Linked DNA regions of Mus musculus: region 1 is linked to region 2. Evidence: chromatin loops called from intact Hi-C (ENCODE). Cell type or tissue: heart. All regions are shown on one strand.

What was found. A loop is a pair of places that touch in the nucleus more often than their neighbours do. Peaks named below come from ENCODE experiments on the same cell type or tissue, not always from the same donor. Only the 100,000 strongest peaks of a DNase experiment are listed, where the experiment ranks them.
Region 1: a loop joins it to region 2, with 4 times the contacts of the local background. A loop is called at or near these places in 1 of 42 quality-filtered maps.

What each region holds. Positions count from the first base shown.
Region 1 is chr4:56,800,914-56,803,413 of GRCm38, reverse strand. It overlaps Elp1 (elongator complex protein 1), which reads left to right and starts at 1,083. Exons shown (of 37, transcript NM_026079.3): 1 at 1,083-1,255. Abitram (actin binding transcription modulator) reads right to left here and starts at 1,085. Exons shown (of 6, transcript NM_001081420.1): 1 at 688-1,085. The coding sequence starts at 802. In heart, no CTCF peak of the experiment used is centred here; a DNase peak (open chromatin) is centred at 973; H3K4me3 peaks cover 2,500 bases; H3K27ac peaks cover 1,641 bases.
Region 2 is chr4:56,863,724-56,866,223 of GRCm38, reverse strand. Ctnnal1 (catenin (cadherin associated protein), alpha-like 1) reads left to right here and starts at 1,013. Exons shown (of 19, transcript NM_018761.3): 1 at 1,013-1,247. The coding sequence starts at 1,110. In heart, a CTCF peak has its summit at 1,332; DNase peaks (open chromatin) are centred at 83, 903 and 1,453; H3K4me3 peaks cover 1,955 bases; H3K27ac peaks cover 1,356 bases.

The DNA of each region.
Region 1 (2,500 bases), 63 kb after region 2:
TTCTTAGCTCCTCCATCTTGTCACTTTAAAATGAGTACACCTAGAGAAACACTATTATAAGCGCCACATTGCTGACATTATGGTGGTGTTTTGTGAGGCTGTCTTGATGGTATGCAAAAATCACACGTTTTTTTTTAAATTCAGTCCTAAAGAGAATTTAGGATGCTTATCCTAAATATTATATGTGGGTCTACCGGTTTCCCTGAATTTAAAAAGGCTAAAATAGAGGCTAGAGGAGGATCCCCAAAGGTGGTATCGGTATTTTCTTGGCAGAACGAACACCAGAGAAGCCTATTTCAAACGTCCAGTGGACAATATGCACAGTTTCTTCTTAACACTAGATACTGCTTCCTTAACATTTCTTAATTTTTCTCTCCATGCCTAAGGTTTCTTCCCGGTTCGGCGTAGGATTGATCCCTCCAAGCACACCAACCCTTAGTAGTGTGGGGAAAGCCCAGATAGACCAACGCGGAGTTCCTTAGTTTAGTTCACGTCCTTTCCTGCAAACAACCCACACATGGCGCTGCGGTTCCCACGAAGGAAAGCGCCTATTTTAGCTCTTCATCAGCGCAAATCTGTATTCCTGGGACTAGGATGCTCAGGGAAGAGCACGGGTGGCTTGCATCGCGTGGCAGAAGTGCCTGCACCCGTGCGGTAAAGCGGAGCTCACCACCATCCCGCACTTACCCGCTTTATACCAGCGAGTGAAGTATCGATCCACAAGGGAGGGTGGCGGGGCTTCGGTAGCTATGACTACCTCTGGTGGCGCCAGCTTGGCTTCGGGGCAGCGGAGCTCTTCCATCCCTCTAGTCCAGGAGCGTAGTTCCGGCGCGTGGGAGCCGGTTGGTGTCGTGCGCACGCGCGCGACTCCCCGGCTGGCGGCCAAACTCCCTCCCCGACCCCAGTCACCTGTGATCCTGGGCCAAAGCCCAACTGTGGGGCAAAAACAACCGGGTGTCAAAGAGCTGAGGGACAGCAGACAGCAAGGTCCTGCCTCTGCCGGGTGAGGGCTCCCCGATCCCCTGGACCCTCTGAGCACCCTCGAGCTCCTGAGGAGGCGCGTCTGGCCACACCCACCCGGTGACGTCACTCAGCGCGCCTCGCGGGTGACGCCACGTCCGCGCCGCCTTTCTGGTGCTACCTGGCGTGTTTCGCCCTTCAGTGGATCGTGTTTCTCGTCTCCCGTGTGCATCGGCGGTTCCTTTCCAAACCCAGTGCGCCGTGAGGGCTCGGAGCCGCCTCGAGGGCGTCGTAGGTGAGCATTCGCCCGTCCCAGTCCGAGCCGCTGTGTGCGGCCTGGTCTTGCTGTCCAGGGCTGTTCTGGTGCAGGGGAGATGCACGCGCTTCTGCCTGCGCGCGCCGGCGGGCCGGGCGTGGACCTCTTCTTTCTTCGAGTTTCGGATGCTTTCTGTACACGTTTTCCCCGGGGCCGTCTTGGGGCGCTGCGAGGGATGAGGGTCCGGTACCCCAATTGCGGGTTTCCTTGTAGCGTGTAGATAAAACCTCTACCAGCTTGTCGTGGAAGGTGATAGGTAAATAGAGGCCTCTGTGCTGTGCTGCGGGTCCCTTCTCGCTCGCATTTGGGACTTTTCTATGAAGTAGTGTATCTCGTGCTTCCCTACCTGGTGTACCTAAGCCGGGATTTCTGTGATGGCTGTGATTTTATAGTCTTTTGTCTTTAGGGCCTAACATTTGGCAAGGTTTTGTTGTAAGTCACATAACGGATCTTAGGTATTGTGTAAAGGATTCGTTTGCGTATTGAGAACCATGATATATAACCAGCAAATATCTCGATGTGTAAGTGAAAGAAAAAGAGACAAAGACAAATTTTAGTTTGTGGAAACAGAGATGACAATAAGTCCCAAGCCAGGATGAGCTATTATTTGATAAGAGATCAGCAGGTTCTCTGTTTTTCAGGTTGCATTTCATATGCTTGTAAGGGTCAGCTTATGATAATATCAGGATTGATTTTAATGTGAGTTTAATGTTTAGTTTGGTCTTGTTCATTTACAAGGTATATAGGTTTATCTAATCTTCCCTTTAGTGAGCTACCAAGCCTGAAGGTAGGGGAGAAAGTGGATCAATGGTCAGAATTTTGGGACATGATCAAAGTTGTATGAAAGCACCTCTTAGAACATGTGTGGGTGGAGTCAAGGGAGGTGCAGTTGGAGGTGCCAAAGGAAGGCTGTTAGCAGATTATGATCCTAGAAACATTTGGAAGATGTTTCCTAACTTTGAAAGCATTGAGAAAACTACAGGACTGTGTAACTCCAAAAAGTTAAATGAGTGAGCAGTGTCAGAATGACAATTTAGAGAAGTCGGTTTTCATGCTAAAAGAATTGGGGCATTAGAGAGATTAATGAGTTTGCCTTTTTACCAAGTGACCATGGAGGCCAGAAGAAGGCATGGGGTTCCCTGGAATTGGAGTTATAGATAGTTGTTATCTGCTGTGTAGGTGTTGGGAACTGAACTCAGGTCCTCTGGAAGAGCAGCCAGTGTT
Region 2 (2,500 bases):
TCCTTCCTAAGGTCAGTGTAGAATCTTTCTTAAGACACAGGCTTCTGAATGCCTTCCTTGGCTTTGTTCCTGGAAACTGGAGGAAAAGGCGCTTTGGCACCTCTTCTCACCACAGGGATTCTGTGTGAGCTCATGGTTGGGCTGAGAGAATGGATTCTTAGCCTTAAGTGACTTCAGTCAGACACATCTTTTCATTCAAGGAGCAGTTAACATGCTGCTAGTTCTTGGCTAATATTAGAAACAATGTTACAAGTTTTTAAAAGGTATTATTTAGCCAGAGCCCAAACTTTTGTTTTTGATTCTCTTGAAGGTGAATTCTAAAGGTAACTGCAAGATACACTGCCTTCTTGCTGAGTATCAAGATATGTGAATATATTATCAAATGTTTCAACTCTGTAAGAGATACAATCAGAACATAGAAGTGGAGGCGAAATGGGACTGTCTTTCCTCGGAAGCCATTGAAAGAAAGATGGTTACAAGTGTAATTGATGTCTCAGTCCCAGGGCAGAGGTTCAACACCATAAAAACATGTAGAAATATTTACGGGAAATCAGAATTGACTTTTGAGGCAAATGGATTTGGTGGAAAGCTTTGTTGGGGACAGTTGTCTTCTGGTAAGAGGCCACATAAACTTGTGGAGGCTCTCGGGTGGCCTGCTCTAGATAAAATTAGGCTTTGGAACTCACCCTTGAGGAAAGAGGCACAGGGGCGGCCAGAGGGCGGGTCCGCGGGGTGGGACTATGGCAGTGGATGGGTGGGGCCGCCCAGGTATTAGGGCGGAGCTGGTGGGGCGTGCCACCCTAGAGGCGGAGCTGATGATCCTGGACTGCTACGCGCCAGACTATGGGTCAGTGGGCGGGACGTAGAGGGGGCTCGGCTAGGGTGCTGGGCAGAACTAGCTAGAGTTGGGTGGCCTCGAAGGCGGGGCCCGCGCGGTGGTACAGGCCTGGGGGCGGGGATACGGGCCCAGGGTCGCATGGAGGCGGGGCCGAAGTAGTGGCACAAGGGTAGGGGTGGGGCCTCGGTGCGGCGAGGCGGCGGGCAACCCGGAGGCTGGTTGGCGGGCAGGCAGAGGTGCGGATAGCGCGCTGTGCTATCGGTGGAGGGCCATGGCCGCTTCTCCAGTCCCGGGCGGTGGCGGTGCGGGAGCTGTCCACTCCTCCAACGCGGCTGGCTTCACCTTCGACTCGGGACTGGAGATCAGGACGCGCTCGGTGGAACAGACTCTTCTGCCCCTGGTTTCTCAGGTACCGCGGCCCCTGGTCCCCGTGTGCGCTGCCCGCGATGGCGGCGGGCGCTCTTTCCTCGGTCCGGCTTGGCGGGGCGGGAGGCGGCGCTGTCCCGCATTGCGCGAGCAAGACGGCGGCACGGCGGGACTCGCGTGGGGGCCCAGAGCCGGGCGGCTACTCCTGGGCTCGCGGTGAAGCGCTGGAAGCGCTGGAGCCCAGCAGGTGCGTTGTTCGGCCTAGGCAGCCGGACCCGCCTGGCCCAGTGGCTCCGAGTGAGGCCCAGCCGCGGGTCAGTAGGACCCCTATGGGGTTCTCTGACTTCCAGAGCCAAGCTGGCGGCCGCTGCTCAGTCGGCCGCCGCTGTCGCTGTCCGCATCGCAGGCCAGACCCAGGCGCTGGGTGCAGACTAAGGCATTCCAGTTTGCCTCTTACTCCAGCGTGTTCTCCAAGGCCTTTGTCCTGTTCCCTTGGTCATGTGTGGGCTCGCCCAACTCCCACCCACTCCGGCCACCTGTCCTGTCTCTCCCTGTCATTTGCCTGCCCACCACCTCTGTCTGCTAGAACTCTGTAGAGTGACAGGAAGGAGTGCTTAATCCTGATTGATGCACACCTTTTGCAAGGTCTCAGTTGGGATTAGTGCATTATTATATTTTGAGTTATAAAAGAAGTCTAGAATCAGCTAGGATGTGCTTAATTAAAAAAAAAAAGTTTGTCTCTCTGAGCTGAGGTATACATAACCCGAGGGCTAGAATTCCTCATCTACAGCTATGGTACTGTGCCAAACACCAAGGGAGGAATTTTGTCTTTGGCTGTGCGTTGGCGATGTGTGACTCATACTAAGCCTGTAACACCTTGGTGACTCATGCCAGGATTACCAAGATTTTAGAGGTAGAAAGAATCTTAAATTATCTTATCCGACTCCAAATTAAAAGATGATTTCTTACAACAACCTCAACTCCTGTCCACCAATGCCTTACATAAACACGTTTAATGAAAGGGAGGTTGTCACTATTCCATAGACTTTTAAATACTGTCTGTTCCAGCCTGGTCGCAAAAATATTTGAAAATTGTAGTTTTATATGCTTCTGAAATTCTTCTAATGCTAATGAAGTAAATATCCCCATTTTCCTCCCTGCATCCTGTGATTAATGGAGCAATGGTGACTATACCTGGCACTCTGTGGCTTTCTGTCTTCCTGAGTAATGCATGCATGCATGGAAGAGCCGCCATTTCCTTTCTAGCACTTACATCTCCTTCCACCCTGGAGACTT